Regions from separate parts of the Homo sapiens genome. Here region 2 is linked to region 1. Evidence: read pairs that join two places in POLR2A ChIA-PET (ENCODE). Cell type or tissue: Caco-2. All regions are shown on one strand. Links, peaks and the distances in the headings refer to the core of each region. The heading gives the core; the rest is flanking DNA.

Region 1 (4,393 bases), core at 217-4,216:
ATTAAGTCACTCTCCACTCCCATCCCCAGCCCTAAGCAACTACTATCTACCTTCTGTCTTTACAGATTTGCCTTTTCTGAACATTTTGTATAAAAAAACATACTATATGTAGCTTTTTGTTATTGGCTTCCTTCACTGAGTACAATGGTTTTGAAGTTTGTCTATGTTGCAGCATGTATCAGTATTTTTTTCCTTTTAATTGCCAAGTAATATTCCATTGTATGGATATACCACATCTTGTTTATCCATTCATCAGCTGATAGACATTTGGGTTGTTTCCACTTTTTTGGCTGTTGTGAATAATGCTGCTATGAACATCCATATCCTAGCCTTTATGTGGATATGTTTTCATTACTCCTGAGTAGAAACCTAGGAGCGGAATTTCTGGGTCACATAATAATTTAATGTTTAACATCTTGAGAAACTGCCAAGCTGCCTTCCAAAGTTGCTGCACCATTTTACATTCCCTCCAGCAATATCTGAGGGGCAGCACGACTTTTAACCAGATAGTCACAAGATACATAATTATGTAGAGAAATCTCTTAATTCTAAAACTAGTTAGCTGAGATGATTCCCCACATTATATACATAGTATTTGATAGTATGTACCATTCTCTGTTTACAACAACATCTTTCACTCTAGGTACAACATTGTAACAGCTACTACCCACCCAAACCAGTCCCAAACTCCATTTATACTACTCCAATTCAATTTTAAATCTCCTAACCTTTTAGCTTTAGTACAAGTTGTTAACAATTTTTTTTCCATTTCTGTGTTTGTTATTTCTGTATTAGCTACTTGTTTTGTTGTTGCTGTTTGGTTTTTTTGTTTGTTTGTTTTTGAGACAGAGTCTTGCTCTGTCGCCCAAGCTGGAGTGCAGTGGCACAATCTTGGCTCACTACAACTTCTGCCTCCCGGGTTCAAACAATTCTCCTGCCTCAGCCTTCCAGATAGCTGGGATTATAGTTGCCCACCACCACGCCTGGCTAATTTTTATATTTTTAGTAGAGACAGGGTTTCACCATGTTGACCAGGCTGGTCTCAAACTCCTGACCTCAGGTGATCTGCCCGCCTCGGCCTCCCAAAGTGCTGGGATTACAGGCGGGAGCCACCGCACCCAGCCTACTTGTTCTTTAAGACCAGAAAAGCCTGGGAAGTGTTGCCACCTCACCAGACACAGTGGTAGGAGATGCCCGGTGTCCTGCCACAATGGAGCTTTGTGTGTGCCTCAGCACCGTCTCAGCAACATGAAAGGATGGCAGGGGATGGCAGCACAGCCTAGCATCTTAGCAAAAGAAGAGCAAAGCTATGGAAGAACAGACTTACTTGTAAATAACTGTTTTTTCTTCTTCCTGGGATTCCAAAAGATAAGGAGCTCTTGCCAAAGGTTTCAAATCAAAACTACAGTCATTAAAATTCACTTTCACCTTTAACCTTTAACAAGATAACAAGTGTGAGAAGGTTTTTTTGTTCTTTTTTATTGTTGTTTTTTGAGACAAGATCTCTGTTGCTCAGGCTGTGGTGCAGTGGTGCAATCACAGCTCACTGCAGCCTCAACCTCCTGGGTTCAAGGGATCTCTCCCACTTCAGCCACCCTCCGAAGCAGCTAGGACTACAGGCATGCACCACCATGCCAAGGGATTTATTTTTATTTTTTGTAGAGATGGGGTCTCAACATGTTGCCCAGGCTGGTCTCAAACTCCTGGCCTCAAGTGATCTTCCTGCCTCGGCCTCCTAAAGTGCTGAGATGATAGGCATGAGCCTCCACGCCTGGCGGTATGAGAATGTTTTGAAAGCAATACTAGCTTACATTTATATAGGAAATATTATTATACACTGACTGCTAAATATAGAGACAAAAACATCATTATTCCAACTGGTATACATTCTTGGATGAAATCAGTTGTTTTAGAGTTTCTGAAACCATGATGGAGATTGATTTACTGTTTACTGAGAACCAAGGATCAGCTAAGCAAAGTTTAAAGTACTCCCTATCCACTAAGAGCTTAAACTCCAAAGTAACAAGAAGCCACAGAAATTGTGTCATTTATAAGCATTATATAAAATGCTTTTCCCTAGAGAGAATCCAAACATTCCACTTCCCAGTCCTTTGCCATGGGGTGGCAGACAGGTATCTTAGAGTCCTCCAATCTTGCACCCATGCAAGGGTTGATTGGAAGGGTGATATTGGCCCTGCGTAGAACATAAATTTTGCTGGCACAGAGAAAACATAGAATGTAGTACAGCAATGTATGAAATGCTTGAAGAAGAAAAGGAACCAATCACCAAGATAAGAAAGCAATAAGAGCCTATTGGGAATGAACAAGCATATTGGGGGGAAAAAAGGAAATTTAAGAAATTAAAATCTTAATATCAAACACAGCGAAGAAAGAATTAGCAAACTGGAAAATATATACAAAGAGGAAAATGGAAAATATAAAGGACATATTAAAAGATATTAAGATAATAAGAAGGCCTAATATATATATCTAATCTGAGCCCAGAAGCAGAATGCAAAGAATGAAGAAAAAGCAATATTTAAAATGATAATTTTAAAAATTGCTGTATATTTTTCTGAACTGATGATAAACATGAATACAGAGATCCAGGAAGCACAACATATACCAGTAGGTTAAATAAAAAGAAATCCAGCTGGGTGCAGTGGCTCACGCTTGTAATCCCAGCACTCTGGGAGTCTGAGGTGGGTAAACTGCTTGAGTCCAGGAGTTCGAGACCAGCCTGGTCAACACGGTGAAACCTCATCTCTACTAAAAATACAAAAATTAGCTGGGTGTAGTGGTGCATGCCTGTAGTCCCATCTACTTGGGGAGCCAAGGAGTGGGGAATCACTTGAGCCCAGGAGATCAAGGCTGCAGTTAGCCAAGGTCACGCCACTGCACTCCACTCTGGGTGACAAAATGAGACCCTGTCTCAAAAAAAAAAAAAAAAATGAAAAGAAAAGAAACCCATACCCAGACACCAGCAGTGAGAATGCAGGACACCTAAAGACAAAGAGAAGATCGTAGCAGCAGCCACAGAGAAAGGACGGAAAATCAGAGTGACAGCAGACTTCTCAAAAACAACAATAGAAGCCAAATAACAAGAGAATTATGTCTTTAAAACATTAAGAGAAATAATTGTCAATCTAGAATCGTGTGCTTGGCAAATTATCTTCAAAGGTAAACAAACATTGAATTGTAAAGGCCAAACTTCAGAAAAAAGGAAAATGATCCCAGAAATTTGGTATAAAATGGAAAGAGGGACGGGATGCATATGGATTCCTTCCTCTTTGTAGCTGTCTCCCATACCTATATCTGCTACAGAACTGTACCGAACTCCTATTGGTAACTTCAGATGGGATGTTTCCTCTTGGATGTACCCAAACTAGAGGTCATTTATTAAATTAATAAAATTATAAAACAAAGCATTGAGTGATTTAAATCCCAAGAAACTGTTCTTCCTCCTTTTCTATTTTTATCCAAGTTCTACCTTTGTCTGCTTTCTATTAGGCTAGGTTAAATGACCCTTCTTTGTGTGTCCTTAATAATATGTGCATATCACATTGTAATAGAATGATCTGCTTAAATATCTGTCTTCTCTATTCGATTGTGAATGCTTTAAAGGCAATTACAACTCAATACATGATTCTTTGATGGAATGAATTAATGTAATGTTATAGGATGAATTACGTGCACCCAAAAAAATATCTTCAAATCCTAATCCCTGGCATCTGTGAATTTGACCTTATTTGGAAATAGGGTCTTTGCAGATGTTATCAGGTTAAAATGAGGTAACAGTAGATTAGGGTGTTGGACCCTAACCCACTGATAGGTGTCCTTATCAGAAGAGGGGAATTTGGACACAGACACAGAGAGAAGACCATGTGAAGATGGAGACAGAGACTGCAGAGATAAGGCTATAAACCGAGGAACACCAAGGATTGCTGGATTGCTTCAACCATCAGTAGCTAGGAAAGAGACAAGGAGCCTTCAGAGAGAGTGGCCCTGCCAGTACCTGGACGTTAGTCTTCCAGCCTCCAGGACTGTGGAGAATAGATTCCTGTCATTTCAAGCTGCTCAGTTTGCAGTGCTTTGTTATGGCAAGCCCAGGAAACTAATACAGAGGATAACAATTCTCAAAACTTCGAGCTCCTCTCTGACTCTTAGTTCTCCCTGGCCCTCCAAATGTAGTCACCAAAATCTAGAATTCCCTTGTGTCATCATATCGATCTCTGTTTCACTCCTCTTGCCACCATCGTGACTGAGACTCTTATTACCAAAAATGTGGATTCCTATTTTTTAAAAAAACTCTTCAGTGATCTCCAACCTCCAGTCCTATCCTATATCCAAACTGTCATATACCTCACACATCAGATTAAAGTTTCTAAAAGCA
Region 2 (4,393 bases), core at 293-4,292, 65 kb after region 1:
ACTTGCTTTATGAATCTGGGTGCTCCTGTATTGGGTGCATATATATTTAGGATAGTTAGCTCTTCTTGGCGAATTGATCCCTTTACCATTATGTAATGGCCTTGTCTCTTTTGATCTTTGTTGGTTTAAAGTCTGTTTTATCAGAGAATAGGATTGCAACCCCTGCTTTTTTTTTTTTTTTTTTTTGCTTTCCATTTGCTTGGTATATCTTCCTCCATCCCTTTATTTTAGTCTATGTGTGTCTTTGCACATGAGCTGGGTCTCCTGAATACAGCACATTGATGGGTCTTGACTCTTTATCCAATTTGCCAGTCTGTGTCTTTTAATTGGGGCATTTAGCCCATTTACATTTAAGGTTAATATCGTTATGTGTGAATTTGATCCTGTCATTATGATGTTCGCTGGTTATTTTGCCCGTTAATTCATGCAGTTTCTTCATAGCATCGATGGTCTTTACAATTTGGCATGTTTTTGCAGTGGCTGGTACCAGTTGTTCCTTTCCATGTTTAGTGCTTCCTTTAGGAGCTCTCGTAAGGCAGGCCTGGTGGTGACAAAATCTCTCAGCATTTGCTTGTCTGTAAAGGATTTTATTTTTCCTTTACTTATGAAGCTTAGTTTGGCTAGATATGAAATTCTGGGTTGAAAATTCTTTAAGAATGTTGAATATTGGCCCCCACTCTCTTCTTGTAGGGTTTCTGCAGAGAGATCCACTGTTAGTCTGATGGGCGTCCCTTTGTGGGTAACTCAACCTTTCTCTTTGGCTGCCCTTAACACTTTTTCCTTCATTTCAACCTTGGTGAATCTGACAATTATGTGTCTTGGGGTTGCTCTTCTCAAGGAGTATCTTTGTGGTGTTCTCTGTATTTTCTGAATTTGAATGTTGGCCTGCCTTGCTAGGTTGGGGAAGTTCTCCTGGATAATATCCTGAAGAGTGTTTTCCAAGTTGGTTCCATTCTCCCCATCACTTCCAGGTACACCAATCAAACATAGATTTGGTCTTTTCACATAGTCCCATTTGTCTTGGAGGCTTTGTTCATGTCTTTTTACTCTTTTTCCTGTAACCTTGTCTTATTTGCTTTATTTCATTAATTTGATCTTCAATCACTGATACCCTTTCTTCCACTTGATCGAATCGGCTATTGAAGGTTGTGCATGTGTCACGAAGTTCTTGTGCCGTGGTTTTCAGCTCCATCAGGTCATTTAAGGTATTCTCTACACTGTTTATTCCAGTTAGCCATTCGTCTAATCTTTTTTCAAGGGTTTTACTTCCTTGCGATGGGTTCAAACGTCCTCCTTTAGCTCGGAGAAGTTTGTTTTTACCAACCTTCTGAAGCCTACTTCTGTCGACTTGTCAAAGTCATTCTCCATCCAGCTTTGTCTCTTTGCTGGCGAGGAGTTGCGATCCTTTGGAGGAGAAGAGGCACTCTGATTTTTAGAATTTTCAGCTTTTCTGCTCTGGTTTCTCCCCATCTTTGTGGTTTTATCTACCTTTGGTCTTTGATGTTGGTGACCTACAGATGGGGTTTTGGTGTAGATGACCTTTTTGGTGATGTTGATGCTATTCCTTTCTGTTTTTCAGTTTTCCTTCTAACTGTCAGGTCCCTCAGCTGCAGGTCGGTTGGAGTTTGCTGGAGGTCCACCCCAGACCCTGTTTTCCTGGGTATCACCAGCGGAGGCTGCAGAACAGCAAATATTGCAGAACAGCAAATACTACTTCCTGATCCTTCCTCTGGAAGCTTCGTCCCAGAGAGGCAGGTGCCTATATGAGGTGTCTGTCGGCCCCTCCTGGGAGGTATCTCCTAGTTAGGCTACATGGGGGTGAGGGACCCACTTAAGGAGGCAGTCTGTCCGTTCTCAGAGCTCAAACACCGTGCTGAGAGAACCAATGCTCTCTTCAGAGCTGTCAGACAGGGACCTTTAAGTCTGCAAAAGTTGTCTGCTGCCTTTTGTTCAGCTATGCCCTGGCCACAGAGATGGAGTCTAGAGGCAGTAGGCCTTACTGAGCTGCAGTGGGCTCTGCCCAGTTCGAACTTCCCGGCTGCTTTGTTTACCTACTCAAGCCTCAGCAACAGCGGACGCCCCTCCCCCAGCCAGGCTGCCGCCTCACAGTTCGATCTCAGACTGCTGCACTAGCAGTGAGCAAGGCTCCGTGGGTGTGGAACCCGCCGAGCCAGGCATGGGAGAGAATCTCCTTGTCTGCCGGTGGCTAAGATCTTGGGAAAAGTGCAGTATTTGGGCAGGAGTGTCCCATTTTTCCAGGTAGTCTGTCACGGCTTCCCTTGGCTAGGAAAGGGAAATCCCCTGACCCCTTGCACTTCCAGGGTGAGGTGACGCCCTGCCCTGCTTCAGCTCCCCATCCGTGGGCTGCACCCACTGTCAAACCAGTCCCAGTGAGATGAATCAGTTACCTCAGTCGGAAATGCAGAAATCACCTGTCTTCTGCGTCGATCACGCTGGGAGCTGCAGACTGGAGCTGTTCCGGTTGTTAAACTTTTAACTGTTAAAGAAGAGTTTGGGTCTTTCTTAGTGGATGATTATATTAATAAATATCAAATTGCTCTAATATAAGGCTGGAGTGCAGTGGCGCAATCTTGGCTGACTGCAACCTCTGCATCCCAGGTTCAAGTGATTCTCCTGCCTCACCCTTGGGAGTAGCTAGGACTATGAGTGTGTGCCACCACGCCAGGCTAATTTTTTTGGTATTTTTAGTAGAGATGGGGTTTCACCATGTTGGCCAGGCTGGTCTCCAACTCCTGAACTCAAGTGATCTGCGCACCTCGGCCTCCTAAAATGCCAGGATTACAGGTGTGAGTCACCGCACCCGGCCCAATTGATATATTTAAAAGCCTGATGTAGGCTGGGCAAAGTGGCTCATGCCTGTAAACTCAGCACTTAGAGAGGCCAAGGAAGGAGGATCCCTTGAGGCCAAGAGTTCAAGACCAGCTGAGGCAACATAGTGAGACTGTCTCTACGAAAAACAGAAAAATTAGCCAGGCATGGTGTCATGTGCCTATAGTCCCAGCTACTAGGAAGACTGAGGTGGTAGGATTCCTTGAGTTCAGGAGTTTGAGGTTACAGTGAGTTATGATCACAACATTTTACTCCGGCCTCAGCAACAGAACAAGACTCTGTCTCTCGGGAGGGGGAAAAAGCCTGTTTTAAGAGTTTAAAATGTCAGTATTAAAAGAAATAAGAAATCCTTATCTTTTAAACTATTTATATTTCAGGTGAATAATTTTAGATATCAACTTAAAAATGTGAGAGGAGGCTAGGCACAGTGGCTCACACCTGTAATCTCTGTACTTTGGTAGATGGAGGCAGGAAGATCACTTAAGCCCAGGAGTTGAAGACCAGCCTGAGCAACATGAAAGATCTTGTCTCTACCAAAACTTTAAAAAGTAGCCAGGTGTGGTGGCATGTGCCTGCAGTCCCAGGCACATGAGACTACTCGGGAGGCCAAGGCCCAGTTATTCAGGAGGCTGGGGCAGGAGGATCACTTGAATCCAAGAGGTCAACACTGCAGTAAGCTATGATGGTGCCACTGCACTCCAGCCTGGGTGACACAGCAAGACCCTGTCTTAAAAAAAAAAAAAAAAAAAAAAAAAAAAGTATGTGGCGATTCCTCAGGGATCTAGAACCAGAAATACCATTTGACCCAGCAATCCCATTACTGGGTATATACCCAAAGGTTTATAAATCATTCCACTACAAAGACACATGCAGCCAGGAGCGGTGGCTCATACCTGTAATCCCAGCACTTTGGGAGTCTGAGGTGGGCAGATCACAAGGTCAGGAGTTCAAGACCAGCCTGGCCAATATGGTGAAACCCGTCTCTATTAAAAATACAAAAAAAATTAGCCAGGCTAGGTGGTGGGCCCCTGTAGTCCCAAGCTACTTGGGAGGCTAAGGCAGGAGAATCGCTTGAACCCAGGAGGAGGAGGTTGCAGTGAGCCAAGATTGTGCCACTGCACTTCAGCCTGGGTGACACAGCAAGATTCTGTCTCAAAAAAAAAAAAATGCACACATATGTTTATTGCAGCACTGTTTACAATAGCAAAGACACCGAACCAACCCAAATGCCCATCAATGATAGAGTGGATAAAGAAAATATGATACATATACACCATGGAATACTATGCAGCCATAAAAAAGAGTGAGTTCATGTCCTTTGCAGGGACATGGATGAAGCTGGAAACCATCATCCTCAGCAAACTAACACAGGAAGAGAAAACCAAATAGCGCATGTTCTCACTCATAAGTGGGAGATGAACAATGAGAACACGTGGACACACGGAGGGGGACATCACACACCGGGGCCTGTTGGGGGGCTAGGGGCAAGGGGAGGGAGAGCATTAGGACAAACACCTGATGCATGAGGGGCTTAAAGCCTAGA

The links. Peaks named below come from ENCODE experiments on the same cell type or tissue, not always from the same donor. Only the 100,000 strongest peaks of a DNase experiment are listed, where the experiment ranks them.
Region 2: POLR2A ChIA-PET joins it to region 1 with 6 read pairs; 8 of 35 experiments call an interaction of 5 or more read pairs at or near these places.

The regions. Positions count from the first base shown.
Region 1 is chr2:24,158,548-24,162,940 of GRCh38, reverse strand. It overlaps FAM228B (family with sequence similarity 228 member B), which reads right to left. Exons shown (of 11, transcript NM_001145710.2): 8 at 1,328-1,435. Among named protein-coding and RNA genes, the nearest start is that of FAM228A, 14 kb to the left of the region's middle. In Caco-2, for the core only: no CTCF peak of the experiment used is centred there; no DNase peak of the experiment used is centred there.
Region 2 is chr2:24,093,245-24,097,637 of GRCh38, reverse strand. It overlaps a transcript of FAM228B not described here. Among named protein-coding and RNA genes, the nearest start is that of TP53I3, 11 kb to the right of the region's middle. RefSeq lists an enhancer at 1,484-2,683. In Caco-2, for the core only: no CTCF peak of the experiment used is centred there; a DNase peak (open chromatin) is centred at 2,078.